2 separate regions of the Homo sapiens genome follow, and region 1 is linked to region 2. A link is an interaction called in ENCODE POLR2A ChIA-PET data of the cell type or tissue named here. Cell type or tissue: MCF 10A. All regions are shown on one strand. Links, peaks and the distances in the headings refer to the core of each region. The heading gives the core; the rest is flanking DNA.

What was found. ChIA-PET counts read pairs that join two places held together with the same protein. Peaks named below come from ENCODE experiments on the same cell type or tissue, not always from the same donor. Only the 100,000 strongest peaks of a DNase experiment are listed, where the experiment ranks them.
Region 1: POLR2A ChIA-PET joins it to region 2 with 5 read pairs; 3 of 35 experiments call an interaction of 5 or more read pairs at or near these places.

Annotation. Positions count from the first base shown.
Region 1 is chr2:40,460,796-40,477,348 of GRCh38, forward strand. It overlaps a transcript of SLC8A1 not described here. Among named protein-coding and RNA genes, the nearest start is that of SLC8A1, 17 kb to the left of the region's middle. In MCF 10A, for the core only: no CTCF peak of the experiment used is centred there; no DNase peak of the experiment used is centred there.
Region 2 is chr2:40,088,125-40,104,677 of GRCh38, forward strand. SLC8A1 (solute carrier family 8 member A1) reads right to left here. Exons shown (of 11, transcript NM_021097.5): 11 at 9,146-16,553. The region is part of intron 2 of SLC8A1-AS1 (SLC8A1 antisense RNA 1); the gene reads left to right. Among named protein-coding and RNA genes, the nearest start is that of SLC8A1-AS1, 180 kb to the left of the region's middle. RefSeq lists an enhancer at 8,285-8,579. In MCF 10A, for the core only: no CTCF peak of the experiment used is centred there; a DNase peak (open chromatin) is centred at 7,087.

The sequences.
Region 1 (16,553 bases), core at 4,319-8,318, 370 kb after region 2:
CTCCTGACCTCAGGTGATCTGCCCACCTCAGCCTCCCTAAGTGCTGGGATTACAGGCGTGAGCCACCGCACCTGACTATAAGGATTTTTCAAGAAGTAAGTGCTATGGCCGGATATGTACTTTATGAAGGTAAATCTTGACAGTGTGTCTGAGATGTGTTTAAGTGGGCATGACCAAGGATAAAGAGACCAGAGACTCACATAAAAGGACTCTAAACAACTACTGAGGGCGAAAAGGAAGAATATAGCCATTTTTTTCTTTGGCCCAATTCTTAGCAGAATCCTATTACCGCTCAGCTTAATCTTTTAAAAAAGTACTGAGTTTTCATTTTGAGAGGAATCACTCTGGATGGTTTCAAGTGCAACACATATAATTTCTATAAAGTCGATACTATTATAGGAAAAAAATCATTTTTAAGACTGGCATATCAAGGTGCGGATGGAGGGTGCTAGTCTGCTGTACCAGGCAGAGAGGATATTTCACCACTGAGATGATGAATGGTAGCAATAAAAAGCAGACAGACCCTTCGTTGGTTTTATTATTGTGCCTAACTTCTCTACAGACAATGCACCCCCTGATCCTTTGCAACGTGGATTTACTGCTCCCACTGCCTGTCCCCCTTGGTGTGCTGGTGTTTCTAAAACAGATTATAGTAATCTGAGAATATCCGGTCTTCTTTCTATGACATAGAACTGACTTGCAAGTAAGGAGGAGGTGAAAAAACCCTTGCCCACTCCGCGCCCCTGCACAACCACCAGACATTTAAATTTACTGTGAGTGAAAGCTAAGTCTGACAAAGGATGGATTTTATAAAGAGCCTCTTACTTCCCTTAACTACCACTGATTTTACTATTATTTCAGAAATATACAAGACCAGTGAAGGAAATCTAATATATTTGTAACATTTAATCAAGTCTTTTTGTCTTTTGATCATATATATTCAGAAGAACATTGTTTTGTTAAAGGCAGTCTTATTTGTTAGATAACAAGTCCAAAGATAAAATAAATTGTTTGATTTTTCATGTGTATTTTTGACATCTTTCTGACACTGTTAATCTGACACAAACTAAAACACTATACATTCATCGTTATAAGAAATCTAGTGTTGATTTAACAGTACTTGACATTATAAGATATATTTATAAAATGGAAAGAATATGCTAGATTTTTCGATGTTTATCCTCTCATTTTAAAGTAAAATCCTCCTTTTTTTTTTTTTTTTTTTTTTTGAGGTGGAGTCTCACTCTGTCGCCCAGGCTGGAGTGCAGTGGCACAATCTTGGCTCACTGCAAGCTCCAGCTCCTGGGTTCGAGCAATTCTCCTGCCTGAGCCTCCCAAAAAGCTGGGATTACAGGCATGCACCACCACACCTGGCTAATTTTTGTATTTTTAGTAGAGATGGGGTTTCACCATGTTTGCCAGGCTGGTCTCAAACTCCTAACCTCAGGTGATTCACCCACCTCGGCCTCCCAAAATGCTAGTATTACAGGCGTGAGTCATTGTGCCCAGCCATAAAATCCTACATTTAATTAAATAAATCTAATACTTTTTAATTCTTAATCAACTATAACTAAATAAATTTAAGTAAACTTATTTAAATAAATAACATTCTATTTATATATGAATCCTAGTGTTAGAAAAATACCTAATGAATTTCCTGACAAGTTGGGAATCTTTTCTTTTTTTTTTTTCTTTGAGAGGCAGTATCTCATATTAGAGAAGATCAGAGCAGGCGGGGCATGGTGGTTCATGCCTGTAATCCCAGCACCTTGGGAAGCCTGGGTGGGAGGATCGCTTAGCCCAGGAGTTCGAGACCAGCCTGAGCAACCTAGTGAGAACTCATCTCAATAAAAAAGTCAAAAATTAGTCAGATGTGGTGGTGCATGCCTGTATTTCTAGCTACTTGAGAGGCTGAGGTGGGAGGATTGCTTTAGCCCAGGAGTTTGAAGCTGCAGTGAGCCCAGATTACGCCACTGCCCTTAGCCTGGGTGATAGAGTGAGACTCAGTCTAAAATAAAATATAAAATAAAATAAAATAAAATAAAACAGCAGGAATGAGCTTGAGTTTTGTGGGAATAAACTTGAATTTTGGTAGTTGCCTGCTAGCTGTGTTATGATAGATAAAAATTATTCGTTCATTCACTCATTTGTTTATTGAGTAGTTTTTGAGTGACCACTAAGCAAGGTCCTGTGTTAGACACAATGGAATTATCAGTGAAAAAAAAAATGGGGCTTTCATCGTGGGGAAGAAAACTAACCAAATTACACAATTTAGTTTTTAATTAACATTGTGGTAAGTGGCAGCAAGAAGACACAGAGAGTGGGCTTAGACGTTTTCTAAGAGAGAGAGCTAACCTTTTTTAGTAGACTCTGTAAAGCTCCAAAAGGTAAATAAGCATTGGCTAGGAAAGGAGGGAGTGAAGTGAGTTCAGTAGAGCCCTGGACAAAAGCAGCTTCGGACACAAAGGCCCTGAGATGAGATGCAGTTGAGGAACTGAAAGGTCAGAGGTTCTAATGCACGCAGCCAGTGAGGGAGAAAGGGGTGTCAGCGGCGGCTGCAAGATAAGCATAGTACGTGTTGAACTTGTCGGAATTAATTTTTTGCTTTTGTTTTTCCTAAGATCAAGGTGATATCTGCTTCATTCTAAAGAATCGCCTTAGTTCCACTATAGAACAATTAGCCTTACAGTTACTAAATTTTCTGCCCTTTTTCACTTCTCTCTCTCATACAAAATTTAGCAGAATTCCTTCTAACTTAATTATTAAGGGGAGAATTGACAACTGGAAGATTAAAAACAAATTAACTCATATTTTCTATGCATGGTTTTACTTTCATTGCTATCCCTTGTCTGGGGTCTCCTGTGTGATTATTAGTAATTGCCACAATGACCAGAATTATCCACCAGATTGCTTTTCAGATTGCTTGGTGGAATCTTGTTCTTTTTTTGCCCATATCCCTTCTTGATATGCTATTCTAAATTACTCTCAGACTTACAGACAAGGGAGGAGGATTAAAGAGGATATATACATACACACACACACATACACACACACACACACACACACACACACACACACACACACACACACACATATATATATAGAGAGAGAGACAGATTGATGGTGTCTCGCTCTGTTTCCCAGGCTAGAATGAAGTGACGTGATATTGGCTCACTGCAACCTCCACCTCCCAGGTTCTAGCAATTCTCCTGTCTCAGCCTCCTGAGTAGCTGGGATTACAGGTGCATGCCACCACGCCAGGCTAGTTATTGTATTTTTAGTAGAGACGGGGTTTCACCATATTGACTAGGCTGGTCTTGAACTCCTGACTTCAGGTGATCCATTCACCTCGGCCCCCCAAAGTGCTGGGATTACAGGCTTAAGCCACCACACCTGGCCAAAAGAGGATACATACAAATATATTTCGGGCAGTTCCCTGAACCAGATAGGTTCAGAGAGATTCCCTAAAGAAGAAATATTGGTAGCCAATGTAAACAAAAACAGCACTGGCTGAATTCTAGCATAGAGACAACGCATTTCATAACTTTAAAAGATTCCTTCATTTCTACCTCTTTGTTTGCAGTTAAGTTTTCTCCATTGTGGCATATGAGCAAAACAACAATTAGACCCAGTCTACTGTGCACTCTATTAGGAGTTGTGAAGGAGAGGACCCATTTGTTTCTCCTCTTTGAGGTAAAGGGAAGAGGTTCCAAAAGAATTGCTTTAAAGATTGTAAGAAGGGGAGACTGGCATCTGTTTCCCAATCTTAGCTTCCAGCTTTCTTCTGTATCATATACCCCTAGAGTTGGTGAAAGACTACAGAGGAGGAATGGAGTGGTGTGGGGTTTGTCACTGGAGAGGTATTTAAAACAGTCTGAGAAGTGGGGATGTGGTGGGGGCATGACATTGGAACTGCAGACCTGCCAAGGACTCTACCATAGGACACAGGATGTATTTTGAGTGAGGCCACCAGTTGGTGGGAGTCAACCTATAAGAATAATCTGGTCACATGTAAGTTCCCCCAGTGCCTGGAGGAGATGCTGAGTAAAGAGTCCATCTCAGTGGGGACAGTTGAGTATTTGATCCAACCACACTGATTAGATAATAAATGAGATTGATCAGAAGCAGGTGCCAATATGAAGGAGCTGCAACCTTGCCACAAGAGGTGTTCTCTCCTTACTCCTCTCCCACCCCCAGCTGTGCCAGAACACTATAGAAGCACAGAGGAAAAAGGGCGGGTGAGAGGGTAGATAATATCTCTCTTCTTTGCAAATCTCTAGAGAAGAAGTTGTCAACTAGGGTTGTACCACTCCCTCGGGGGCAATTTTAAAATTCATGGGGTATTTTATGGTTGTCATGATAATACGAAAGTTGTTATGGATATTTATTTGACTAGAGCCAGGGATACAACACATCTTGCAATGTATGGGACAGTCTCCTACCATAGACAATTGTCCTTCATGCCTTATAGCTTTCAAGTGTTTTACAGGGCATTCATGTAGGTGAGGAACCTATTACATATATATATAGTATTTTTGGCATGCTTACATTTACACTGATTTTTCCAGGAATATAACTACTGTGTATATTGAAGAAAAAGTGTACTGTTTTACTTGGAATTTAACAAAAGTTTTTCACCATTTTGATAAAAATCACTTCACTGATGGCAATGTTGCCTGTTAGCAAGCATTTATAGCTGTTGCCTTTGGGGTAGTTCTACATAATGGAACAAGCATCTGATTACTACATCATCTCTTTTAATGTGGTTCTATCTGAGTGTTTATACATTAAGTAACGTATTAATTTATTATAAAATGTTACCATTTATTTCCCTTGTATATTATAGTTAGGTCATTATAAAGAATTTTAATATATATACATGGAATATGTTATATTCGTAATTTTATTTCAGAATAAGGTGCGATAGCGTATTTTTTTATACAAGGAGTACTATGGTCTGAATGTGTCCCCTAAAATTTATTTTTAAAATAAAATGTGTTGGAAAACTTATCTTCAATGCAACAGCATTGGGAGGTGGGGCTGCATTGGAAGTGTTTAGGTCATGAGAACCCTGCCCTCATGAATGGATTAACACCAATATAGAACGGTCTTTTGGGGAGTGGATTTTCTCTCTTCTGCCCTTCTGCCATGTGAGGACACAGTATTTGTCTTCTCTTGCCCTCCTGGCTTCTGCTATGTGAGGACACAGCAAGAAGGCCCTGACAAGATGCCAGCACCTTGATTGTGGACTTTCCATCCTCCATAACTATCAGAAAATAAATGTCTGTTCTCTATAAGTTACCCAGTATCAGGTATTTTTTCATAACAGCACAAAATGGACTAAAACAAGGGGGAAATTGAGTCCGAAGGAATTGATACCCTCACATTTATAACTCTCTAGAGTTAAAGAAATATAGTCCACTGTGGCAAGGGCAGGGGTTGGGAAAGAAATTTGAATTGATTATGACATTGACATTTAACAATAAATAGGACTAAGTCAATTTCAAAAATGAGGCTCTTTCAATCAAAAGCGATGGAAAATTTTGTGGAACGATATACCCGTCAGGAAGCTGGGGCAGCAAAGAAGCTTCACAGGGGCTACACTCAAGCATATTATTAAAACATGTCTTAAAGGTCCTCTACAGCTTTTACATCCAATAAGATGGTCAGCTGCCTGCCATAAGTCTGAGGTGTATGAAAAGAAAATATGTAGTTTCAGTTCTGCTACTAATTAGGTGCTGGTAAATCCACAACTGCTCTGAGCCTTGCTTCCCTTGCAAACTGAGGGTGCTAATCTGCTTCTTTCTATATTACGAGGATCTTGTAGTGCAATAAGGATAAAGTGCTCTGTAATGACAGGAAATATGATTCTTTACCCTCTTGCATTACACAGTACCCAGGCCCATGCTGTGCATATTATAATACCTAATAATTCATGTTGGTTTGTTGAATGTGTCTTTTTTCTCCCTAAGGAGCATAGAGGCTGAAAATTGCAACTTGGACTCTGTATTTCCAATACATGCTGCTTAATTTTTTCATTCACATATTTATGCACCTGAAAAACTATATATGATTACTTGACATCAACTCATTAGAAATAGCCAAGAGAGCATTAAATATAAAAGTGCCCAGATATTGAGATTAGTAAATTAAATACCTTACAGGAATGAGTTATCTAAAAAAAAAAAAAAATGTGCAGAGAACGGAAGAGAAGTGACATAGAGCTTTAAAAGATGGATTAATTTGAGAGTGAAATCCCACCTGGTGCACACCAGGGGGACAGTTAATTAAAGCCTCTGTAGAAAGGACCAGAGAGGATCCCCAAGGCTGGCTGGAGGCTAAGCTGGTTAGAGCACAGTGCTTATGATGCCACTTAGCATATGGATCTGACTCCCAGAAGGGTTGCTCAGCTTCAATTTTTACGTGTCCAAAGACTCCACTATTAACCCCAAGCTGCCTATCTGAAAATGCTGTCCTTTTGCATACAGCTGAGAGTGTGTTGGAGCACTGATGTATATGAACTCAATTTTGTTACTAAAGGAGCATCTCACAGGGAAATGATTTGCCCCATAAAGCACTACCCTATAGAGCTACTTCTGATGGGGGTGGGGGTGAAAGTGCTATTAACTGCTATTCAGTACAGATGGAGAGAGGACAAAAGTCAAAACAATTTTATTCACTCCTCTAAATTATCTTTCTCTCAATTAAAAACATTGGCAGCTGCTATTGTTGTCTCCTTTTATGTTCCTTCTACAGAATAATGATTTGCTGCCTTTTTGTTCCTTTTAGAGACAATTTCTTTCTTAATTAAAGGTCATATAGTATGTCTTTCTATTTGACATTCGCATAAATAACTGCATAGTGTCGGTCTTGTTATTCCTGTCAGAACGCTGTCCACTTTAATTAAATCCCAATTAATTTCCTCTTTTCCCAAAGAAAACAATGGTGGTTTTCTGTAACACTTTTGCATTCACTAGTATGTTCACCATCCTTATCTATTACATTAATGATATTAAATTTTATGGTTACCACCTTTGCAATCTTCACAAAGTGATTTTTGACAACAAAGTTGGAGTAAAGAATTGTATCATGCATGATCATAAGACTGCATATAAATAAGCCAAATGTATTCACTATTAAATATGGGTATAACTTTAAGCAAATCACTTCAGCTTCCTAGATCTCAGTTTGGTTGTCTATAACATGAGAATGTTGAACTGATTTCAGTCTCTTTTACCCATTTAAACATTGAGATATTATGATATAAAATCTGTGTTTAATCTTTTGGTTTCAATGCTTCCTACACATAATATACCCATTTATTTTAATTTGATCTACATTATACCTTACACACAAGATGACATGGAAATGTTATTATTTCCCTCCACTACTGACAATTATTTTATCATGTACAAAGTATACTCATTCATTTTTCTCTGGAAAAATAATTTTGAGATATTACTAACTTTAGTAAGCATTTACGTATTTAAAAATAAGTGGCGTTTAGTGGTGTTTATGTATATTCTACATATTACTATTATTGGCCTTGACAGAAATACAGACTTTGTCCATTTAAACAGTTTCTTCTAATTGACAATTACTTAGTTTATTTTAATTATGAAGACTTTTTATGTCTTTCTACATAATTCTTAGCACGGCTCATTAAGTTTAAATAAGCGCCTTCTGAAACACGAATAATTTTTAGATTATTACAATTCTCTATTTTTAATTTCTGCTTAATTAAAAGTTACTTTTCTTTTCTGTATTTTGTGTATTCCCAGTGTGCATAAATCTTAATTATATAGTAATCTATGTTTAAATACTTTTTTCCTCCTTTTTTATCATAGTAAATTTCAAACATATGCAAAGCAGAAGGAATAGTGGAACAAACCCCATATACCCATCTTTAGCTTCACCAGTTGTCAACTGGTGCTCACTTTTGTTGCATCTAGGTCTCTTCTTCACCCTTCACCTTCGATGACTTTAAAGCCTTTCCTGGGCTGGGTGTGGTGGCTCACGACTATAATCCCAGCTATTAGGGAGGCTGAGGTGGGAGGGTTGTTTAATCATAGGAGTTTTATACCAGCCTGGGCAATATAGCAAGATCCCATCTCTATATTTAAAATAAATAAAGAAAATCAAAAATCAAAGTAAAGCCAATCCTGGATATAATATTATTTCATCAGTAAATATTTCAATATATGCTTCTAAAAGAAGTCTGTATTTCATAAGTGCAAAAATATTACCACACTTGAAAAGTTAATAATAATTCCATAATCTCATCAAAGATCCCTGATGGTCTCATTAACAGTGTGTGTGCAGTTGGTTTGAAAGAATAATGATTCAAGTAGCATTAAAGCATTAACTATGTTTGCAATGCTTTTTAAACATACATGATGATATGGTTTGACTCTGTGTCCCTAGCCGAATTTCATATGGAATTGTAATACCTACATGTTGGAGGAGAGGCCTGGTGGGAGGTGATTGGATTATGGGGTGAATTTCCCCATACTGCTGTCATGATAGTGAGTTCTGATGGTTAAAAAGTGTGTGGCACTTCCCTCCTCACTTTCTCTCCCATGCCACCATGTGAAGAAGGTCCTTGCTTTGCCTTCCATCATGACTGTATGTTTCCTGAGGCCTCCCAGTCATGCTTTCTGTTAAGTCTGAAGAACTGCAAGTCAATTAAACCTGTTTTCTTCATAAATTACTCAGTTTTAGGTAGTTCCTAATAGCAATGTGAAAACAGAATAATACACAAAACAATGTTTATAAATACCACTCCCTCATCCTTTTTATTTTTATTTTTTTTGCAATTTAATGTTTGAGGAAATCAAGTTTTTGTTCCATCAAGTTTCACACATTCTGGAATTTGCTGATTGCATTTCTGTGTTTTCTTTTCATGGATTTCTCTGTCCCCTGTCTTTCCTATATATGTTTATAAGCTATTGAATGTATTATGGATTTTGTTGTGTATATATCTTTTATTTTGTCATATCAAAAGGAAAATAATGTCTGCTTACACTCAGTGTTGCTAAAATTGTCAATGTGTTCAGGTATCGTCAACTTGATTCGTTTATTATAAACCTTCCCATTGAATGTTTTCAGCAACCATTGCTAATTATTGCCTAATCCTTTATTTCCTTGGTGATTTCAAAACGTTTGTATCCTAAAACTATAATTACTTTATCATTATTAACTGGGATTTTTAAAATAACTTTCTCTCATCGACTATTTGGTTTCCCTAAAGTTCAGTTTCAACATTGTTTTAGTACTTTCACTGAATTCTACTTACGCACACTCTTTCCCTATTTTTCTGCATACTCTTCTTATTTTCTCTGGAACTAATCCACATTTTAATGTATCTTTTTCCCTTTGGATAACAGCATTAAAACTCAGTTTCTTTCAATTAAAGCTCTACACTTTGGGAAAACTTAAAAATTTCCCATTGTGTTTAAATCAAAATAGTTTTTCTGTAGGGCAATCTAGCAAACTTTATAAAATTTTTAATAAGCATAGCCTTAGAATAATTATACTAGAAGTAAATTATCCTAAGAAAATAATTGAAAAGTATGCACAAATATAAAGGCAAAGAAGTTCAAAATGGCATTATTTATTATAGCAAAAATTACTGAAAACAATATAAATGTCCAACACTAGGCTAAGACATTATTATAACCATGGAAACCCATTAAAAATGGGATTGTAAATGTATATTGACATGAACAGAATGAAGTATTGATTAATATAGACCTATATTAACATAAACACATATTGTGTTAAGAGCAAGTTATAAAACATTACATATAATAAGATCCTATATTTATAAAAAGAATAATTTTATATGTATAGCTATAGATATATGTATAGAAAAAAATAAAAGACTATCCCTCAACTGATATGTGTGTTTGTCAACTTCTGGATGGTGGCTTTTGAATAATCTTTTCTTTCTACTTTATTTACTTTCATTAAGACTTAATTTTTTCACAATTAACAATAAAAATAAAATTAAAATTTTATCTTTTATAATTAGGGAAGTGTTTTCAATCAACAATTGTTTAATTGCCAAATTAAACTATCAATTTTCAATGTGGAAATAAAAAAAGATCCTTGTCACTTAAATGTAACACATACCACTGTATCTTCTTCTCTTAAATCTCATGGTACAGATTACAAACACATAAGTGGTTTTGCTATTACTATGAGCTCTACAACCCAGCTTTTAAAATGGGAAGACTTGCTGCTTTTTATCATCTGTGAAATTGCTGATTTTACACTGAAGTGGCTGCTGGAAGCTTTTCACTGAAGGCTTGGTTTCTGAAACAGCAAACCTCTGCCACTGCTAATGGAGACTACATATGAAGCAATTTAATCTTTAGAACCACCCTCTGACATAAGTATTGATAACTTTATTTTATAGGGAAGAAAAAACTTCATGTCATTCAGCTCCTAAGCAGGGCCGTGGACCCAGGGTTTTTTTACTGCAGTGTCCGTTCTTTACCTGCTTGACCACTGCTTTTCCACCTCAGCTGCATTTCCTTCTTTTCTACCTTGAAAGTCCTACCTGACAAGCCTGTGTGACAATCACACAGAAAACATCTTACTTAATTCTCTATCACCATATGAGGCTGGAATAGATGACCTCATCCATCAATGTCTAAACTCTCATGGCATTAGCACACTTTCAGTCCCTGTGAAATAGGGGCGTACTACCTCCCACCCCTGATCCTATGGAGTGAGACAGTAATAAACCGTAAGCTAAGCACACTGACTTGCTTTTGCTGCCTAAAAATAATGTTTCTCCATCAGTCATATAGAGGAAGCACACCCCTCATTAAAATAAGAAGTTACTGACCTCAGGCATCTGTCTGGAAATACCCTATTCATGTAACCCAAGGAAATAAAGTTGACAGGAAATCTGAAATGATTAATGCAATTGCAATAAATGGAAACAAATTTTTTGAAATTACAAATAGTAAAAACGTCAGCTACCTTTGGCAAGATAGGACAAGGTCCATTTTTTAATAAAAACTTTCTAAGACAAAACTTCAAAACATATATTTCTATATCATGCTGGCAAATCTTAAAGAAGTAAGAAATTTAAAATATGTTCATCCAGCTACAATGCATCATCTAATAGATGTAAAAGGCAGGGCATCAATCACATTAGGATAGAGAACTCTTCCTGCTTGTGAAAGGAGGAGAGGAGGAGACTGCGGTTGACTATGAACAAACATGACCTATGTCTGAACCGGGGGAATTGTAAACATGGGGCATGGAAGTGGAGGAATCAAAGTGGTATGGAAGGCCAAGTGCTGCCAAAGGTGACCTTCTGACTTTCATATAAGAAAATGTCCACTTTATATGACAACCTTGCAGTAAACTTACACACGCATATTGTGGAGTAAAGAAAAAAACTTGAATTGGAAGATGTGGATTTAAGCCTAACAACTTCTATGTCTCAAATTATTCCTTTAATCTCTGTGAGCTTCGTAAAATTGCCCCTTTTATAAGATGGAAATGAAACATTCCATCTTCCTTACTCCAGGGAGTTGGAGATGACATGAGAACACACATGACAAACACTTGATCAAATATAAAAGCACTATATTAACATGTCTGAATTTTTAGAATTGTTTGCCAATTATCACAACCCTATCTGTTGTCACTGCACACTCATCTAGCTGTTTCATAGATGAAACAAAGATGTTTCAACCAATGTAAGATCTTTGGTTAAAAAATATTTTTTTTTAGAGACAAGGGCTTACTATGTGCCCAGGCTGGTCTCAAACTCACTCCTTGCTTGAAGTAGTCCTTTTGCTTTGGCTTCCCAAAGTATTGGGATTATTGGTGGGAACTACCATGCCCAGCCCAAATGTGTTTTCAACACCTACCATGGCCCATACCCATTCTAGGTGCTGCCAATATATTAATAAACATAATAAAACTTTCTGTCCTCATGGAGTTAACATAACCAATCAGTGGAATCTAAACTTACGGATTACTAGATTTGTGAGAGATAATTCATGCAACTAAGTCTACTAGAAGCACACTATGTGTCAAGAACAATGATGAAGTAGAATATACTGACTGTTATTGTGGAGCTCATGGCTTAGAATGCTCTCTAGAGACTGTCAAGTTTAAGGTGAGTTACAATACAGCATAATACAGCACAGATAATACATACAGGAGGCAGATAACTCAGATTTGGAAGTCAGGAGGGTAACCTGAGAGCAGCGCTGCTCACGTTAGAAGTCAGAATGGCGGGAGGGGGCGGGAGGGTTGCAATTTTCACATTCTACTCTGTTTCCCGAGTATAGTGTTCCCTGGCTGGGGTATGTCCAGGGGAAAAAGACCTGAGATACAGAGGACCTAAGAATCACAGCACATGGAAAATGAAGAAAGAACTGAAGATATTCCACCTGGAAAATGAAAGACATAGAAAAATACCTAATTATAAATAAATTAAACTTATTTGGTATGATTCCAGAAAGCAAATTTCAATCTATGGCCAAGTAAAATTTTCCTAAAATCCCCACTCCTGCCTCTTCAATTGCTTCTGGGAATATCCATCCCTCACTATTTAACCAGCTAACATCTCCTCCTCTCCATCTCAACATTCCTTTTCCCTCTCCCCTACTTGATTTTTCTCCATAGCACATAACAGTTTCTGACATACATAATGTTAACTTATTTATTATTAATCTGCTTTTTCCCCAAATAATATGTCTTGTAAAGACAAACATTTTACATGTTTTGTTGATTGCTATATTTCAACTTCCTAGAAGTGTGTCTGGCCCATAAATATTTGTTGAACAAATGAGTGAAAGTTGTTCAGAATATGAAATGGGTTGCCACACAGAGCAGTCTTGCTGTCGAAGACAAAGGATAGTGGGCTTGTTTATTACAGTATTAATGAGATGGGTAAGAAACAGAATTAAATGGACTTATATTTTTTTCTGATAGAAATATATAGACTTTTCCTTTTACACACCCAGTGGTGGGGAACTCATTTCCTCAAGCAACTTGGGTAGATAACTCTATTTTGAAGTTTATTGTTAGGTTGAACCAAATTCTTCCACTTTGAAAAATAGATTTAGTGATCCTAATTTTAATATGATTTGATATTCAATATAAATATAGGCATAATCTCATTTAGTATCGAAAACTTGCCAAAAATGTAACTTCCACAAATCGTAGTCATAGTGCAAATAGAAAAATAAGTTACATGATCTAGAACATTCCAGCTAAGATTATTCCTTCTGCTGTCCTTTCTGTAGTGCAAATGTTGAGAACTGCCTCTCTCAATAGACTATCTCCTTACAAGACTGGCTTTCATTGACTCTCATGACACTGTGTCAGAACAATTGTTCTCTAGGAATATGATTTTAAATATATGGCATCCTGGCTTGGGAAACATCAGGAGATTATATACTTAGGAATTAACAGATTGTCTTCCCTGTGAATACTAATTTTCATAAGTTCAGTCTTTGTTGTATTCTTTGGGACATGTATTTAATCTGCATAATGTAGCCTTATCACATGATTACTGGTTAAAGTACCAGAAAAAGAAGTTTACTCTTGGACAAAAACATAAATGGTTTCTCAGAAAAGAAACCTTAAATGGCCAGATTAACTTTACCATTCAATTTCTAATTTTTTTGACACCTCACTACTTCCTAAGGTTTTAATGTCAGCTTCCCCTTTTAATGTCAGCTTCCCCGTTTTCTTCCAGAGTTCCTGCTAGTATTTTGGTACTATTCTCAGAAATGGTGGTAACAGTAGCTAACAATACTAAATTGGCTATGACAGTTACTAACAAATATTAATGTTCCTAGTACTGTTCTGAATACTTCTTAAGTATGAAGTTACTTAATCTTACAAGCCCTTTGATTTAGGTTCTAATATTATTCATATTTTATACTTAAAGAAACTGAAGTACAGAAATATTGAGTAAATCCAGGCAGTTTGGTTTGGGAGCTTGTGCTCATGGCTATAATGTTAGATCATGAAACTTTTCATTGGTTTCCATAAATTCATGTTTGTAAGGCTTTATTTAACTGTATATGCAAATAGTTTGGAGTAATCATCTAAGTCTACATTAAAAACTTTTGCTGAAAGAATAAGACATAACAAATGTAAAAATAAATCATTATTTGTTTGGAGTCCTGGTAAAGATATATAACTAAAGTGATCGAGGTTACTAATATGTCTTCATTGTTTTAAGTTTAACTTATAAAAAAATTATTTAGGAATCGATTTGTTGTAATCTCAATGTCTTGGAGCAGCAGTTCTCAAAACTTGTGAACTTCTTTCTGCTATAAAAATTATTTATTTATTTATTTATTTATTTTTTGAGACGGAGTCTCGCTCTGTCGCCCAGGCTGGAGTGCAGTAGCGTGATCTCTGCTCACTGCAAGCTCCGTCTCCCGGGTTCACGCCATTCTCCTGCCTCAGCCTCCCACGTAGCTGGGACTACAGGTGCCCGCCACCTCGCCCGGCTAATTTTTTGCATTTTTAGTAGAAATGGGGTTTCACCGTGTTAGCCAGGATGGTCTCGATCTCCTGACCTCGTGATCCACCCGCCTCTGCCTCCTAAAGTGCTGGGATTACAGGCATGAGCCACCGTGCCCGGCCTATAAAAATTATTGAGGACCCAAAAAACTTTTGCTTATATAGATAATATCTGTAGGTATTTATTGTATTTGAAGTTAAAACTGAGGATTTATTAAATATTTAGTTTTTAATTCATTTTTAAATAATAATATACCCATTATGCATTAACATAAATACATATGTACATGACATATGTACATGTACATATACATACATGTACACATACATGTACACATGCATACATGTACATGTTTATGTAAATATATAAATACATAAATACATATTTTTTACAAAAATAACTACATTTGCCAAAATAAAGCTCTTTAGTTGCTGAAGGATCTCAAAATCACACTTTTGAGAACTTCCATCTTAGAATGACTGGCTAGGAAAAAAAATGAAATAAACCCTAGGGCATTCTCTTAGATCATTACCTAAGCCCTAGATTCTCCTATTTTCAGTACTATTTTCCCCCAAAAAACATAACTTTCTATGATGCATCACATCATAGAAAAGGATTTTGGGAGAATTTGTCTCCTCTGAGTAGTTTTCTGTTCAAAAGATAATAACCTTAACAAATTCCCAAACTCATTTTTTTCTTTGAGAGGTATTGTTTTGGCACAAAGCATGAAAATAAATAAATGATGACAAATAGCATCATTTTTCAATTCGATTAAAGCATTTTGAGGTTAGTTGTGGAACTTCTTGATTTTTCTATGCAAGTGTAAAAGTCTATTACAGAACTGTGACTCTTTTCTATTCATATATTCCTCATATTATCTAATTTGCAACAACCAATTTTCACTTGTCTTTCTCAAAGGGGAGCCTATAGAAACTCTGGACCCAAGGACTAAAGCAATGCTGTTTCAGTTTCCCAGGGATGCCTCGGACCTTTATCCCTTCTTCATACCTGCTGGATATCAGGCATTCTTGATACCTGCTGGAGGCAATTCATTCATTTAGGGAGAGAGAAATAAAGTCTTAGCCTTCAGCTGGGAAAGACTGAAAATAAACAAAGATATATTTCTAATGTTAGATACTAATAAAGCATATAAAAAAGAAAAGCAAGCTTTGGGGAAATAGAATGACTGAGAGGATGTTTAGGTAAGGTGCTTAGTGAAGGCGTCATTGAGCAGATCACATTTGACCAGAGACCTTAATAAAGTAAGGGAGAGTCCATTATGGGACAAGATTAGTCTGGGCAGAGGTCATGGAAAATAGTAATTTCCTGAGGTCAGAAGAAACTTGACCTATTTGCTTTAGAGGAAATAGTGGGAGCAAGTGTGGTTAGTGCCAAATACATGGTAGAGATTTAGAAGTAAAGGAGGGTGGCATAGCTCAGGGATAGATCATATAGGGCCTTGAACACCATAGGAAGTCATTCCAATTTTATGAGAGTGCAAAAAGCCATTGGCAGAGTATCTAGGAGGAGTGATCATCCTTTCAGATTTTTCTGATACAATCAACTTTCAATAGTGAGTCTTGTTCTTTCCTTTATTTATGGCATCAAATTTAATGCCTACTGCATATTTTTGAAGCAGTGAGTGAATCAGTAAATCAATGAATAAGAGTTATTGGATTTTCTCTAATTTTTTTTGGGAGGATGTTCTGGAAAATACAGGAATTATTGTTTTGTGGGTGCATTTTTCCTATAGCAAACATAATACTGTCCACGACAATGTCATGCATTATTTGTCAAGTTAAATGTTTAAAAACATTTAATACTATTTTCTGAAAACAGAAACAGAAAGTCCATTAAATAATAAATTTCCTGGGCAACGTGATCTTTTTCAGTTTATTTTTAGTAGTCTGAACTACCATGGTATCTGATATCTGAAGAAAACACTGTTTCTCTTACAAGAGAGAAAACCTTGTGTTGTAGTCATGGATTGAGAGCTGAAGTGTTGCAGCTCCCTATTTCTAGAACCTTCTGAACACAT
Region 2 (16,553 bases), core at 5,170-9,169:
CCTCCATGTGCATCAGCCGAGCTCCGCCCAGTGTTGCTTTCTGCTGTGATAGGGCAGCACTGAGTTCCAACGCAAAGTCCCACAGTCACTGCACTTTCCTTCCCGCAAGTGCATAGATTCTCTTCCCATGCCACGGTTCCACTGCTGGGGGGATGAGGGAGGAGTGGTGTTGGCAATTCAAGACTCTTTCCTACTCTCTTTAGTGTCTCTTTCAGTGATAAGAAGTTAAAACCAGGTACTGTGATCTCTCATCTGATTTTTAGTTCTTTGTTTAATTGTTGTTTAATTTGGTTACTTCCGGGAGGACGATTGGTGGAGCTTTCTATTCTGCTATCTTGCCCTGCCTCCCTTCGAATGAGGAAGCTCCTATATTTTTTCATTGCCATTTCAAGTGAGATATAGTCTACCATTATATTTTCTAATGGTTTTTACTGGGATACCTTTGGATTTTTACAGGAAGATAAAAACTCCTCAAATCTTTCTTTCTTTGATTGTTCCATTAATGTCAAAATCTACTTTTATTTTGCCATTTTCAGTTCACAAAAGAAAACTCTTACAGGTAGTGACTGACATTTATCTTGTTTAAGGATTAACCTCTTAACACTGTTCTCTTGGCCTGTTACCTTGACATAAGTGCTGGTCAATAGAGATACTTTAAAGAGTTATCAATGTCAATGTTGGCTTGTTAGCTGATTATGCTGTAATGAAATGTCTGGCTCTTTACCTCAAAAGGCTTCTAATCACAAAACTAAGGCCATTTCAGAACTCTTTTGAAATTATATAGCCTCTGCCCTGGAATGAGTTCATTCCTTAGTGAAGATAGTATTAAGGCCTTCTGGATGCATAATTTGGTGCCAGAGTGGAGAATCTTGCCTATTTGTTAATTCCATTCTCACCTTTTAACTCAGTCCACAGAACAGTGCTCTGTCCATCAAAACCCATAGTATATCGTATTAAACCATTAAGTCTCTGACTTTGTTTCCTTAAAGTTGAGTTTCTGCCCAGGCTCTTATTTCGTGGCCCAGTTTCTCTAAAACTGGGGGTTCACTTTAAGTCCATTAGTTTTTCCAGAATCCATTACTGTTTCTGAATCTATGTCTCCACCATTGGTTGCCACGTGCTGGGTGTCTTTGAGATCCTAGTTTGCTGCTACTATATTTTCTTAATGTCATGCCTCACCCACTTATCTCATCTTAGTGAAATGCAATTGTTCTCAATACTATACAGTAAAATAACTGGAGAGGCAGAGTTTCCAGATAGAGTAAGATCTCCCAGTTAAGTTTAAATTTCAGAAAAGCAACAAATAATTTTTTTAGTATGTCTCATGCAATATTTGGGACATACTAAAAAATTTGTTGTTTATCTGAAATTCAGATTTAATTGGACATTTTGTATTTTTCTTTATAGAATCTAGCAACTCTACTTGGGAAACATTTGAAAAAGACCCATTCTTAAGCTCCACCACCTACTGTCATGTGCAAAGATTTTTTATTTGATTTGCCTATGGTGGGTCCTGAGCCAAGAATTTATATTAAACACTCCCTATGCACTATTAATGTGTGGCCAGGATTGAAACCACTGCTCTAATTGCTCTAATTGGACTGAAATATATCCCACATACCAGATTCACCACAGTGGTCCCATCCACTCTAGATCCTGACTATTCCTGGCTATTTATCTATTCATCCATCCATTCATTAAATACATTAGTGCCAGCCCTAAGTCAGGTATATGGCTTTTGAGGCTTTGGGTTAATTTTCTGCACATATTCTATATGAAATAATATAGCAGTTTAGTAAAATTAACCCTCCCCAGAAGTGAAGAAAAACTTCTGCATTTTGGCAGAGGAGAAAAAAACAATCATGACTTCTATAGGTTCTACAACCTTCCAACTCATTTTTAATTCCATTTAATTAATTACTTAAAGACAATAGCTTATTAAATGTTTCCAATTATAAGTAAATCAGATGGAAATGCTCTATCTTGGTCATAGTAGATTTAGTCTTAAATTCCTATGGGCAGTCTTTGATGCAAAGTAATTACCCTTAAAGCACTTTGCCAATTAGACACATGTTATTTATAAGAGATTCTCCTATGCAGTGTGTAAGTGGTCATTTGTCATCTTGCCAGTGGGAAGAAATTAATCGCAACCTTGAATAATGACTGGCTCTCTTGTGCCTACCATAGATATAGTGCTACAGTGTTATTACAGTGGAATGCAGATGACAACATACAATTTTGCTTGGATGCTTAAGCAACTCTGCATCTTTCCGAGGGACTCTTCGCAGGTTTATGTAAAATTTTCCCAAAAACAATAATTTGTAAATTTTATGATCACAATAAGCATGTTCTTTCACTTTCTAATCTCTTGCAGTAAAAATACTGAAGGGACTGTAAAAGAATTCTTAAGAACTTTGTCAAGTATTCTATAACGCAATGTCAACTTCAATATAATTTCCTGCAATTAGTTGGTCGCCTTTTGGAAAAGATTTATATGCATTTTAGAAGGCTTTATGCATTTCAGCTTAGAAAACTTGATACATTTCAGAACATAATAGTTTATCACATATGAGTTTATAAATATATGCACACCTACTGTGTACTCACAAAAACTAAAAATTTAAAAAGTTTGTGGTTATGAACCTAATCTTTCATTTTTCACATATTGCCCCATTTGGGAAAATTAGACTTGATTTATAATATTTTGACAGGTGGAACTTTTTAAAAAAAATAGACCCATAATGTGAGGATGACTTTTATTCTATTTATGCCAGAACACTAGTCCTGCAATTATGCAGCTTTCTGAAATAGTATACTAGTTTTTTGCATAAATGCAATAGCAATAATAACAAATCCAGAGATTCATTAAGACTATCATAGAGTTAGAGGTTGTTGCTAGTGGTGGAGTTATACAATATAAAATTATCACTATAACACACACAAAAATCTGCAAGGAGAAGAACACAAGAGAAAATTTCAGGAGCAGTTCTCTTTATAGCTGTTACTATTTTCATCAGTTCAACTCTTGGATGTTTTCAGAATTGCACCTGTGTCCTGATACCTGCATGGGAGTGGTTGAGCTCAGTGGGTGGTGTGCAGCCTCTAGGGTCAGTTAGGTCCTCCCGCTGGCTCTGCACTGACTGGCCACATAAGCCTCACAAAGTAGGGACCCTCTTTATTTCTCAAGTTTTTCCATTTGAAATATAGGGATAATAATATCTGACTCATGGTGGTTTTTTGTTGTTGTTGTTGTTGTTGTTTGTTTGTTTTTGAGACGGAGTCTCACTTTGTCACCCAGGTTGGAGTGCAATGGCATGGTCTCGGCTCACTGCAACCTCCGCCTCCTGGGTTCCAGCAATTCTCCCGCCTCAGACTCCTGAGTAGCTGGGACTACAGACGACCACCACCACACCCGGCTAATTTTTGTATTTTTAGTAGAGATGGGGTTTCACTATGTTGGTCAGGCTGGTCTCGAACTCCTGACCTTGTGATCTGCCTGCCTCGGTCTCCCAAAGTGCTGCGATTACAGGCATGAGCCACCGTGCCCGGCCATGGTTTTTTTTAATTTTATTTTTAATTTTTATTTTTTTTTAATGAGAGTTGAAGGAGTTAATGTGTGTCACGTGTCTAGCAGTGGCTAGTACTGAATTAAGGTGAACTATTGATATCAGTATTGTTTATGATACAGTAATAAAGCAAAAGTTACTGGAGTACCTTAGCATAAATTACTAATTGTTTATATCAGTAATTTAACCCATCAAATTTCCTTATGTACTCCCTCCCTTAAGAAAAGTCTTAATTCTTTTCTTTTTCTATATAAAAATGAACCCCTTCAGTGACCATTTCCATGTCACCACTTTGTTTTACTTTTGTATCCTCCCAGTTGCATCTCAGTGGCTTCTGTTTATCGTGGTTTTTCTCTGTTTTCTTAAACATACAGTAAGAAGTCATACTTCACTATCACAGCTCTGATCTTCCAGTCAGCGTTGATAGTATGCAGCACTTATATAACGTTCACTACATGCCAGGCACTTTCCTAAGGGATCTGGGCATATTAACCCATTTCATCTTTGCAGGAACACCATGAGATAGGTGCTATAATTCTCCCCATTTTACTGATTAGAAAACTGAGGCACAGAGAAAGTAAATAATTTGATCATGATCACACAGCATAGCAGAGGCAGGATGTGAACTAAAGTAGTCTGGCTCCAGAATATATGCCCTTAACCATTACTGTATACTGCCCCTTTGGAGAAATATTAGGAGTTAGAAAACTGCAATACAGTGATGCTTAGACTCATAGGATTCACCCTACAGAGTGAAAACTCAGGCATCATGATTTTTCAAAGGTCACAGCAGGTTGAGCATCCGTGCTTCCTATGACTATAAAACATGTTGCAGGAACATGGATGGAGCTGGAGGCCATTATCCTTAGCAAACTAACACAGGAACAGAAAAACACTGCATATTCTCATTTATAAGTGAGAGTTAAATGATGAGGACACATGGTCACATAGAGGGGAACAACACGCACTGGACCCTTTCAGAGGCTGGAGGGTGGGAGGAGAGAGAGAATCAGGAAAAATAACAAATGAGTATTAGGTTTAATATTTGGGTGATGAAATATTTTGTACAACAAACCCCCATGATACAAGTTTACCTGAACTTAAACTTGCACACATACCCCTGAACTTAAAAAAAAAAAGTTTCTGTATCCCAGGTTTCGTTTGTCTCCAGTAAAATGGAGAGCCCTGGTCAACTGACCTGAAAGGGTCTGACATTTTGCCTATGGTTTTGTTCTGTTGCATCCTTCATCAATTCTAGAAGGCCCTCATATTGTCTTTGTTCTTATTAGCCATGTTGTGTGTGTGTAGTTTTTAAAAAATCATTTTGATGCTGGTGAGTTTCTTGATGAACAGAACCAATGTCTGTACTTGGCTTTAAATCATCTTCAGAAAGACACAGGCACTCTGGTAATCTGCTCTTATTGAATTGAAAAACCTTTGGGAAAGGATGTTTGTGAGAAATGTCTACGTTCTGGTTTGTCCACAGGAGATGAGTTAGGAATTTTGAGTTCATTCTTCTGGAACTTATGGAACCCTGGCTTAGTGGAACCCCCACCAAAGTGTAAGGAATGAAGCATGTGGTAGCCTCATTCACAAACGTACCGATTTTCTGTAATCACTAACCGCAGGAAGCATGATTTTTGCCTAATTTCTTTTCACATTGTACCCAAACAGAGTGCCCTCATTAATTAAGAACAAGATTTTTTCATTTGCGTCTTTAGGTCCTGGCTTCTTTTGGGCTGGGGCTTATATACACTTGGAATTTGTTGGCTAGAGTTTTAAAACAGACGGTCACATGCTTTTTTTTTTTCTCTCTCTCTCTTAGAAACTTGCTTGATTGTTTGTCTTCTAGTTCTCATGGTAACCAAAGAAGGTTGTTAACACTTTTTTCTCACCAAGTAAAATCAGCAGAGCTGTCAGACAGTTGCAGCTGTTTGATAAAGGCTTGACCTTTTGCTGTATTTTTCTGTTTTCTGTTGATGAGCTCTTATTACATTGAACCTTGTTTTTAGTGACACGTAGTAAGAAAAAGAACCTAAAGGGCATTTTTTTTGCATGTAGCCTATTTAGTAATGTGGCATTGCTATCAGATAATAAAGATATTCCTACAATATAAGATCCTTGGTAATGAAAGCCAATGTTATATATGGCTCACAAAGATAAAACATGCCTGGGACCATTTAGGTTACCTTCACATGCTACAGATTTATCATCTCAGTTTCTGAAAATATTTAGTTGCATTATATTTTCAGTCAGATGAGATATGGAGTCAGTCACTTAAAAAGGATCTGGCTTAGGTACCAGTGGTCAAATGTAAAATTTTACTAGTTGTATATTTGCAGTGTGTTCACCATTATTTCTTGAAATGAAGTTTCACCTGCCACTGAATGGCTGGGCATAGATTCTAGGAAGAGCTCCTTATGGTTCCACATGAATAAGCATGTAAAGTTGTTGGATCCTGGGAGCCTACATTTAAATATGTTCATTATTAGTATCTAAATAAAAATCAAGAATTTACTGGGAATCTCTCAATTTTATTGTATTATCTTTTCCTGTAGCCATTAAGCATGGAGACTAGGCATGATTGGAGAATCACCGCTGTTGACAGATGATAAAAATAGTGCTGCAACATAGCTAATGTCATGGGAAATCTTAAAACAGAATGGTCATTTGGAATAAGAGAAAATTCCTTGTGTGCTCAATCCCATTTTTGGACTGGTAATTGTTGCCACTCTTAGATTATCTACCACAGCCAACGTCCTTTTTGTTGTTGCTGTTGTTCTGGATAATCTTGTAACTTGCTTTGTTAAAAGAAAAGAATTATATTGTAAATTTGTGAGTGAAATCAGATTTATTTTTGTTCCCAAATCAGATGTCTATAGATGAGACAGACCAAAACAGCAAGAAATAAATATATCCATTCTCCATGGTTATCTGAAAATATTGAAAGTGACGTTGGATGAACTGTTTCCAAGGTGACTTGATGAAGCATGAAACACTTTTTGGAGTGCTTTCCTTGAACTGGGGGATACTATTTAAAGTCTCTCTACTGATATGATATTCTGCATAATCTATTATCACAAATAATAAGTTCTATGATGATATATAGGGTGATTGTTACTGTGGAGTGGTACATCAAATCTAGATGGAATTTTTTTGACTGACCTGGTGTACATTGTGATTGTCTAGGTTGTGTCTATTGGAGGATATTTGCTATCATTTTATCACTTCATGTCACTTTGGGAGTTTACTTAAACCGAGCAGATGTTTTCAAGTTTTATGAAGACAGAATTGCAAAATGATTATAAGCTTGAGCTTTGGAGTCAGATAGACTTGAATTCAAACTCTGGTTCTGCCTCTTAGTGTGATTTTTGGCAAGTACTTAAGTTCTCTAAGATTCAAGTTCTTACATGTAAAATGAAGTAGAAATTATACTTCTTTTAGAAGGGTTTTATTAGGATCGAGGATCTAACCCAAGTAAAGGGCTTAGTCATTGCCTGTTTGTTGGCAAGGATTCAATAAATGTTGGCTGAAGTGACTGTAATGAAGAGAGTTAGAACTCAGCTTATCTGGTCTTTTCATCTTTCAGCATGAAAGATGGTGCTGGTGTTAACGAAAAATTTATTCGTTTGCTAAAGACATTTGCTTAAAGACAGTATGAAGATTTTATTCAACAAGGAGATTACTGACTGCAGTGGGATTTTGCAGTAGGGAGAAGATACTCAGCTCAACTCTGAATAGAGAAAGGACAAGTGGAAATTTATCACCAAGGAGGAGAGTGGGGATCAGTGGATAGAAAATTATTAAGAGGAAACAGCAAGTCTATACGGGGATTCTTGCTAGACTGACTCAACTGTATTCTTGCTGAATAAAGGCCAGGGTGATAAGATAGAAAAGGTGGGGAATGAAGAATTTGATTAGCTATCAAGAATGGGAGATTTTTGCTAAACTGACCCAGAAGGATTCTTGCTAAAACTAGGCTAAGTTGACAAGGAGCCCAAGTTCAAGGCCTGGTAGAGAGAAGAGGGCTCAGAGGGGCCTGACTCAAGTTTGGTCAAGTAGAGAGTCTTTGTCACTGGCATAAGGGACATATATACCATATAGGACATAAACACCGACTAACATTTATTGAGTACCTTATGAATATCAGGCACTGTATCAAACACTTAGCAAATGTTAATTGTTGTATTCCATGCTTTCAACAACACGAAAGAGCAGGTACTATCAGTCTTATTTTACAAACAGGGAAATTGAGGTTCAGAATGGTGAAAGAGCTACCCAGGTAGACTACCCAGGTAGACTGACAAAGCTAGAATTTAAATCCAGAGTTTTCTGATTTTATTAACCAGCATTGATGTACACTGTTCTGTCTTGCACACATATGGTTGTATGGATAGATGTAATCTCACCTTCAATGTTTAGCAAATATTTACAGTGAATGAATTAATGAATACTTGTAAGAATGGCAAGTTACAATAGCTTTCAATAGGTTCAGAGGAATATTTAAGTGCTGCAAAAATTAACTTAAAATACCAAGATCAAGGCATAGACCACTTTTCAATCTCATTACCCCGAGTACCATAATGGCAGAAACTACAAGGTTTCATGCTTCTTTCAAATTATCGAATTGCCTTGGAGCTCAGGGCTTTAGTATTTCCAGGTGCTGGTCATCTGCTTTTGACTTGTATGAATCTGAGACTCATTTATCTTTGTTATGGCCACAATTCACCTTGAAAGACAATGGGGGCATCTCCTTGAATAAGAGAAATGGAAATGTGCTTGGAGATGTGAGTCTGGCTGTGAGTGTGTGTGTGCACAAGCACTTTTAAACAGTGATAACAGGTTTGGCACATGTAAGTATATGAGTCATTGAGAAAACATCCTGGATGTTTTTCCCTCTTCCCTCTATGGTATTCTGTGGATACATATTTATCCTTTCAGCCATTTTCCTCTTCTTTTACAGATATCCTTGATCACCTCCTGGGGCACCATTTGAAAAAGTGTGGTCTGGTGCTGCATTTTATGTGCAGCAAAGAACCTTAGAATAATGATTTGAAATAGACACAATGTGCAGTTTTCAAGAGAGGGACTTTGAAGTGTTATTTCCAGAGTTACGGTCAAATCTCTTAAATCGAGTTTTATTTTAACTTATTTTAAAGCTGGACTTTGAGACTCAATGCTTTGGTGAGTGATAGTGGCATTTCCCTGGACTGAATGTGCCATATTTTAATTTAAGACTCTTTTGTGGATAACTTTAATCTTTGTTATAACATAGGAGAAACAAAATAATTTCTTAACTCAGTGGAAGTTACAGAAGAATACTTTAGGTAGAGTTCAAAAATTCTCACTGGGGAATATAGGGTTTGGATTTCTCTCGTTCTTAAGCATTCTCCCAAAATTTGGTATAGAGCCTGATTCACAGTAGATACTCAATAAATACTTGTTGATTCAATGAATAAATGATTTTGGCTGTAAGTAAAATGTCCCTGAGCCTATGACAGGGAAAGCTTTGATTTTCCTTTGTTTAGGTTAGTTTAATGGAGTCACACTAAAGTTTATAAAGATCAATACAATATGAATGGCTAATTGACAAACATTTATATTTCAGTGTTAGGAAATATGGTAAGATTAGGAAAACAATTAAGACAATGATTTATACAGAATTGACTAGTTCAGGCAATGAAAACTTCACAGATTACAGTTTAACACGATTAAACATCACATATAACATACATGTATGACAAACAATGCTTCTGCTTTTGATATTAACATACCATCAATTTTACACATGAAAAATATTGCCAGTTCAACTTTGGGTTATAACATGTATAATTTTTTGATAAGACATTTCAAATTACAACATATCTCAGGCAGCATGCAGGAAGAGTCATTTATTGTATGTTTGTTAGGACACACCTTGCAACAAGCTTCCAGTTTTTGGTAGTTAGATCAAGAATATAGAAACCATTGAAATGATAGTATGGTTGAAATCAGCAGTTGTGTTTACTGGCTGAGAGCATTTCTGGTAAAAATAAAACTCTGAAATCATTCATTAACAAAATGCACAGTGATCATAAACTCAATTCTTTAAAAATTGTTTTTCACAATTCTCATTTATTGGTGATATGGCAGCTGCAGGAAGTCTGAATTCTGAGAGTTGGTTGTACATAACCTCAGGAATTTATTCTTCTGTGGGCTTACATGATTACGACAGAGATGCTTACCCTTTGAAATCACATATAACGATGGTGCTATACAAACATCACAAATATTTGGTGTCTGAGTCTTAACAAATATTATGTTTTTTTTTAATCACAAAGAGACTAGATTAACAGGCAGTGTAAATCACATATATCTTAAGATTTTAAAAATACATTTTATACAATAGGTTTCTAATTTCTTCACTAGCATTTTATTTTGGTGTGTTTTGTCTTCATACTTATAGTCCTAAAGGAAACTATGAATCTCTGGCTCATGCCATGAAAGTCAGTAAGATTGATATTTCCCCACAGGAATATGGCTGAGTGTACATTGAATCACAGAGTCAACAAAGTAACATCTAATTTACAACAGATTACTTTTAAAATTCAAATAAAATCTAATTATTTTAAAAGACATCAGTTTGAACAAAATTATAGGAGTCAAAATTTTTATTTACAAAACATTTGAGTATATTTGAAATGGCTAGTTCTTGCTAACTGCACAACTTAAATATTCTTGGTGCACATAGTCTGTCAACCTTCTGTACAACATTGTTAGACTGCTCAGTTAACTTACATGGAATGGTTAGGTAGGTGGGAAAATTATATGGCAATTTTCATCCATTCAAAGTGCTTGAAAGGGAATGTTTTGATGCTTTTCATATTAGAGAAGATCTGTCATTAATGTTGGTGCCTTTAATTTGAAAAGATTAGCTAAAATTTCCAAAATGTAATTTAGTGCAGTATAAGAATTATAGGAAAGATTGATAAATTTATCATCAAATGCTGGAATTCTAATCTAGCATTATGCAGTTGATCCAAGTCATTGTACCTCTCATTTACAAGGCTTCTGTGTACTACATTGGCTTAAAAAATATTTTCCTTGGTCCTTAGAAATACAAAATATTCATTTTCAAAAGTTAGAGAATGTTAGGGTGTTTCTTACAATCACATTCATAATAAAAGAAGATAATCTACATTTTACAGATCATTAAACAATGGTCTTTGGCAGAAGACTTTATAAATACCTCCACTTTTAACGTTTCGTTTAGGCCATTTTCCTTTTTAATGATATCAGGTATATGGTCACGTGTTCACTAAGAGTAGTTAATAGGAAAATACCACAGATATAAAAATATTTGTTTAGTGCATTTTTTTGAACCTTCAATTCAGAGTGAATCAACTCATTAATACTAGAGAAGATACTTTATGCAAGCATTTCTAACAGTGTTGCTTAAGATCATAATTTCAACAATATGGTCAGCAAAGAGAGTATGTATACCTCTATTCCCCCACAAAATTTTATCACTGAAACACACTGAAAGAATGTGCTGGAATCTTTTTCATTATAATACATTGTGTTTCCCACAAAATGAGTAATATATGATGCATATACCATTATGTGTGTGTGTCTGTGCGTGCACTCGAACGGCAAGTCGTGGAGATTACATTCATTGGCAGCAAAGAATAGAAACGGAAAAATTCAGTTAAGTATTACTGATAAACCACCACTAAGGAATTTCAAAGTGTAGTGAAGTTATTTAGAAATAACCGTAGACATGGGAACAAACTTTAGGATCAACTACGGGAATATTAGGATTTCTTACTTCATTTTTCAAGGTAACATCTTTTTCTCTGCATTTTTGCCTCCCTTCTACCTGCCCCCTGTCAGTCTTTGAAGGTCATTTGTGATGGGTCCTTCAAACTGTGAATACAGAATATGAATAGGCTATTCTTCCCTTTTTTGCCCTGTATAGGAAATTCATGATCACCTCTTAGGGAGACAAGGTTTCTGGCATTATGATATGCCACCCTTTTCTTTATGGATTGACTATTGTGCTTGCTCGGTATGAGTTCAGTTTACTATCAAAATTGTCCACCAAGTTATTCAGTGGGAAACACAATTGCCATCAGTAACCATCAAAGGCAAGAGAAGTCCTAGATTCATTTCCTACCTGAATCCTCCCTTCTGGCCTGCCCCTCTGAGAACACTCCAAAGGCACAGACCAGTGTTCTGTGCACGTACACAGTATGTACAATATGCTAGTTCCTTTCTTTGCCCTTGTCCAGGAAGTTACCAATGTCTCCTCGGTGTGAGCTTCCTACTGTCTGTAAAAATTAATAGATGGAACCCAGGCAAGTCCTGTTGTAATAACAGTTGTGCCAACAATTATTATTATGGCTTATTGGAAGAGTGTTGAATTGTACCACTGACCTACGAAAACCACCACAAAGGACACTGAAAGGCAAAGCTGTTGTGGGATAAGAAACAATTTGCTGTTATCTTCTAATATCAAGACCTTTTTAATGGACCACACACATAAGGGTCTTGACAATATGTAACTTTTTTTCTTAAGCTAAGAGAAAATTTTAATTTAGGCTTGTTTCAAGATTTCAAGGCTTGAGCCAATACAGAAACCATGGACTGTAGACAAAGGCAAGTCCCCACTGTAATTTAGCCTTGAGCTTAAGAGTTTCTGTTAAAAAAAGAGAGAAAGAGAAAACAAGAAATCAACCACTATGGACGGCAAAAGTTGGGAATGAGGTCAAGGCTCCTCATTGTTTGAAATAGTCTGAGTGAAACCCTGTCAGTCTGATCCAGCTCCTTCCCCTGCAAAGATGTATTTCCCGTCACGAAGTGGCCAGAAGTGGGTGATTGTTCTAAGTACCTTGTTGGTGAGGCTTTAACTTTGATTAAAAAATAGGGTGTGCAAATGAAGATGTACACAATGGTGGAAACACAGGAAGGAGTGACTGTGATTTCGTTAGAGCTATTTGGTAATCAGGTGTGAGTGAGAGGAATGGGACAATGGGGAAAAGAGCCGATGAGAAAATGTCCTCAGCGACAGACAATGGACACTCAAATGCTGAAGCTATGACCAGCAACAGGGGAGGGTCACAGATTTTAAAGCACACGGAACACAGTATCATACTTCAGTTATTCTAATTCCTGAAAAAGAGCTACCATTCCAAAATATCTGACAAGTTTGGTTTCTCCTAAGGGAGGCCTGGAGTGACAGTTACAACATTTTTCTCCAGAATATCACTGTTAAGCTTACATTTCCAGCCTCCTTTTACATACTTTGAATTGCTTTTGTGTATCAAAATGCATATGAGTATTTTAAGTATCCACAAATGTGATATTTTCAGGTTAGAATTCAGGAAACATACATGTGTGTGCACACATACACACATATAACCCACAATCTTAAGTTCCTTTTCCTAAGCCATTTTTACAAGCAGAGTTACTTTCTGACTCTCTGCTTTCAGTTCTGCACCAATTCAAATGAGAGACCCTAGAAAGGAGCCTCCAGGGAACTCCAGCTACTGTATACATCATCTGTGGTTTTCAAGCTTCTTGAGCCTTGTGAGTCTTTGAAAATGAATTCTAAAACTAAAACTCACTCATAGCCAGCAATCCTTTTAGCTCAGTCAGTCATACACAGCACTCTTCAAAACAGTAGACTGTGTCATTAAGTATAATTTAGTACTGTTACACAGTGGTTTAGCATTAAGACAAATCAGCCAGAGCTAATCAGTTAGAGAAAGGTGTCCAGGGTCATTTTCTAGGCCCCGGGGAAGTCAGGCAAAGTAGATCAGCTGTGGGGTTTTAAAAGAACTAGATAAGCTGATTAGAAATCTCTGACTGGAGAGGCTGCCTCAGACTCAGTTATGCCAGAAAAAGACATAAGGATTAATGTCCCTTAAAATTATATTTTAAGTCTGAATGGTGGACATATCTCCCATATATCTGAATGCATTATCTTTATAAAGAACCTACCTTTTAAGCATTTAAACCTTTTCTTAAGGGAAAGCATAATTAAGCAGTGGGTGACATTGTTCATTCTTGGCCACTCAGAATGCTGTGTCATAGATCAATGATTCTCAAATTTGAGCATGCATCAGAACCATCCTAGGGGCTTATTAAAGTCCATATTGCCAGGGTCACTCCAAAATTTTTGATTCATAGATCTGGGCTGAAGTCTCAGGTGGGACTGGATAATTTGCATGTCTAACAAATTTCCAGTTGCTGATGCTGCTTGTTTGGGGAACAAACTTGAGACTCACAAAAGCGGCTTATTTTTAATCACCCTAATTGCACTCTGGGGACAAAGATTTTCCATGTGGAATGTGAAGGTCAATATTGGATTTCCCCCACCAGACATTCTTACAATGTGGGTAAGGGACAGATTATATTTGTGCTAGTTTAATTATAGAGAATCTTTAGGTTCAGAAGTTTAATCAGTATATACAGCAAACCTATAAGTAAAATATGATTCAAAATGTGAGTCCCTACAAGTCTATTTGTAGAAAATTCTATGGCCTCTATTCATAGAATACTATTTTAGTAATAGCGTTAAAATGATCTCTTGTCACCTAGGTGATATTTTCTCTCTCACCTCAGGATTATTACCATAACAGCTAAATTTGTTCACAATTTCTTGAATGAACACAAGGGTTTGCTGACTTGGTTTTTTTTTTTTTCCTAGTCAAATCCATTTTAAAGTATATCAAATGCAAGGACTTATAGAAAAGAGTGAACAGAGGGAAGGAACATCAAGGGGCAATGCATGAAATTCAGTTGGTGAAAAATTAAGTTGAGCAACTGTCGGGACATGTAATTAGAATCTGCAGTTTGTTCAACTGCTAGGTGGATGTGGGTCAATCCAAGAGGCGGGATTGGTGCAAGAAGTTGAGGAAGACGAGATGAGCGTGTGTGAATGAGCAGCTGTCTGTGAGGAAGAAAGGCTAAATCTATTCACAGGTTCTCTTCCTTAAACAAGCACCTGCCACTGATTGACAGCTCTACCAAGATTGCTTAAGGCAGACATCCGCTGAAAATGCTTATGGTGCATACTTGTTTTTAAAAAGATGGAAAAACCTGCCTTCTCAATTTAGTATTTCCTAATCAAATCTGAAATGGGGGGCAAATTCAACGTGAGGGATTTATTAAAATATGAAAATACAGTCCTTACTGCATTAAAATAGCTCTATATAGAAATTTATAATGAGAGAAGGAAAAGTAATTTTATCCCTTGGCAGAAGTCTTAGTAATCACTGGAATTATAACAGAAATATTAGCTATTTTAATTTTCTTTCTCAATATTGAGTCTCACAAGATCATTTTATCGGTTGCAATGTCAGTAATTTTTGCTTACCTTTCCCCCTGACAAATTTAGCTTTGTGCCTCAGTGGTAATAAAGTTGGAATATATTACTGCTATGAAGCTGAAATAGTTTTGCCGTTTCCAATGACATTCTAACTGGGATTCCTTCAAGAGAAAGCTTACATTTATTCCACTAAAACATTCTTTGTTTATGCAAGCAGAGTTCACTATGGTTGCTTTTTCTTTCTTCTTTTCTTCCACCCCATGGAAATGTCTACATTCTTTTGCTATGTTTCGTCTGTTGTGCAATTTCATTTTGCTAATGAGGCATCTGAGCTGTGGCCGACCGGTTGATTGCTAAGGGTGAGATTTAAGTCTTTTGTGAAATCCTTTTGAGTAGTCATTTACTCCATGACAAGGGAGGCATTTAAAAGACAGTTGAATCTGTAGCAGATGAATTTTTTCTCATCTTCCTTTAGAATAATTACACCTTTAAATATCTTTCTGCCTGGTCATTGCACATCCTGTTTGTAATTCACATACTTTAGTAAAAAATAACTGGTTAGTTTTTTTTCCTAAAAGATTAAGCACACTGACTAAAAAATAAAAGTAGAATTACTATAAGAAACTGTATGAACTTAAAGTTTTCATTTAAAATAGTGGTTTCAGCCTTAAAAAGGTCACTGATTTGGAATCCATTCCAATCTCATTACATTTTCTACTGTACACTTCTTGAAAAGGGAGAAATTACTCATTCCTCTCAGGGAAGGGAGACTGTTTTTCCAACCGTGCACATGGAATTATTTCAAAATAAATGTTTATATTTCTATCAAACTTCATGTGGTTACATGGGCTTGACAAGTGCATTGGTGACCCAATATGGGCAGCAGCTGGCTCACAACTTAAAGTACCTTCAACCCATACACATAAGTGGATGATAACAGGGAAACACTGACCATACGGGGCTTGATGTGTTCTGGAAAATCAAGCTAAAGGTAAAGTCTTCCCATTTAATGATGAGGACAATCAAGTCCAGAGAGAGCTGAAGATTCCTCACCCTCTGAAACAATTAAAGATTCCTTTTCCAAAGAGAAAAGCCTTTGGGTCTTCTCTCTGGTGACTTTTTGATGTTAAAATGAAGAGAACACTGTGTCCTCAGAGATGAAGAGTGAGATGTTCTCTAGTTTGCTGTTAAAAGATGAGAGCTGGAGTTGTAACTCACTGAAATAGAACCACATGCCTCAAAGTCCAAAAGAGCAACAGGCAGAGTTAAGAAAATCCAGTGATGAATTAGCATCAACACCTAGTAAAAGAATTCAGCAATGGTGAGGCAAATGATCTTTGTAATAAGATTTTCCCAACTTGAAATGTTGAATAAAAGACCCTATATCAAACTTACACAGGTCTTGGCTCATGGTAATCTCTGGATGTGTGTGTTGGGTCTGAATCCATTTATCTTATTAGTGGAAGACAGAATGTGAAATTAAGAAAATTAATATTTCTATTTCTGTTAGAGGAAAGTTTCTTGATAGGTTTCAAAATGGCCCCATTAAGCAATCTCAAATTGATAAAATGTAGACCAAAATGGAAGGTTAATTTAATTAGAATGCCATAAGTGGACTCTTCCTGACTAAATCAAAGACTAGTGTTAATTTTCTTAAATTACTCTGTTTTGAATTC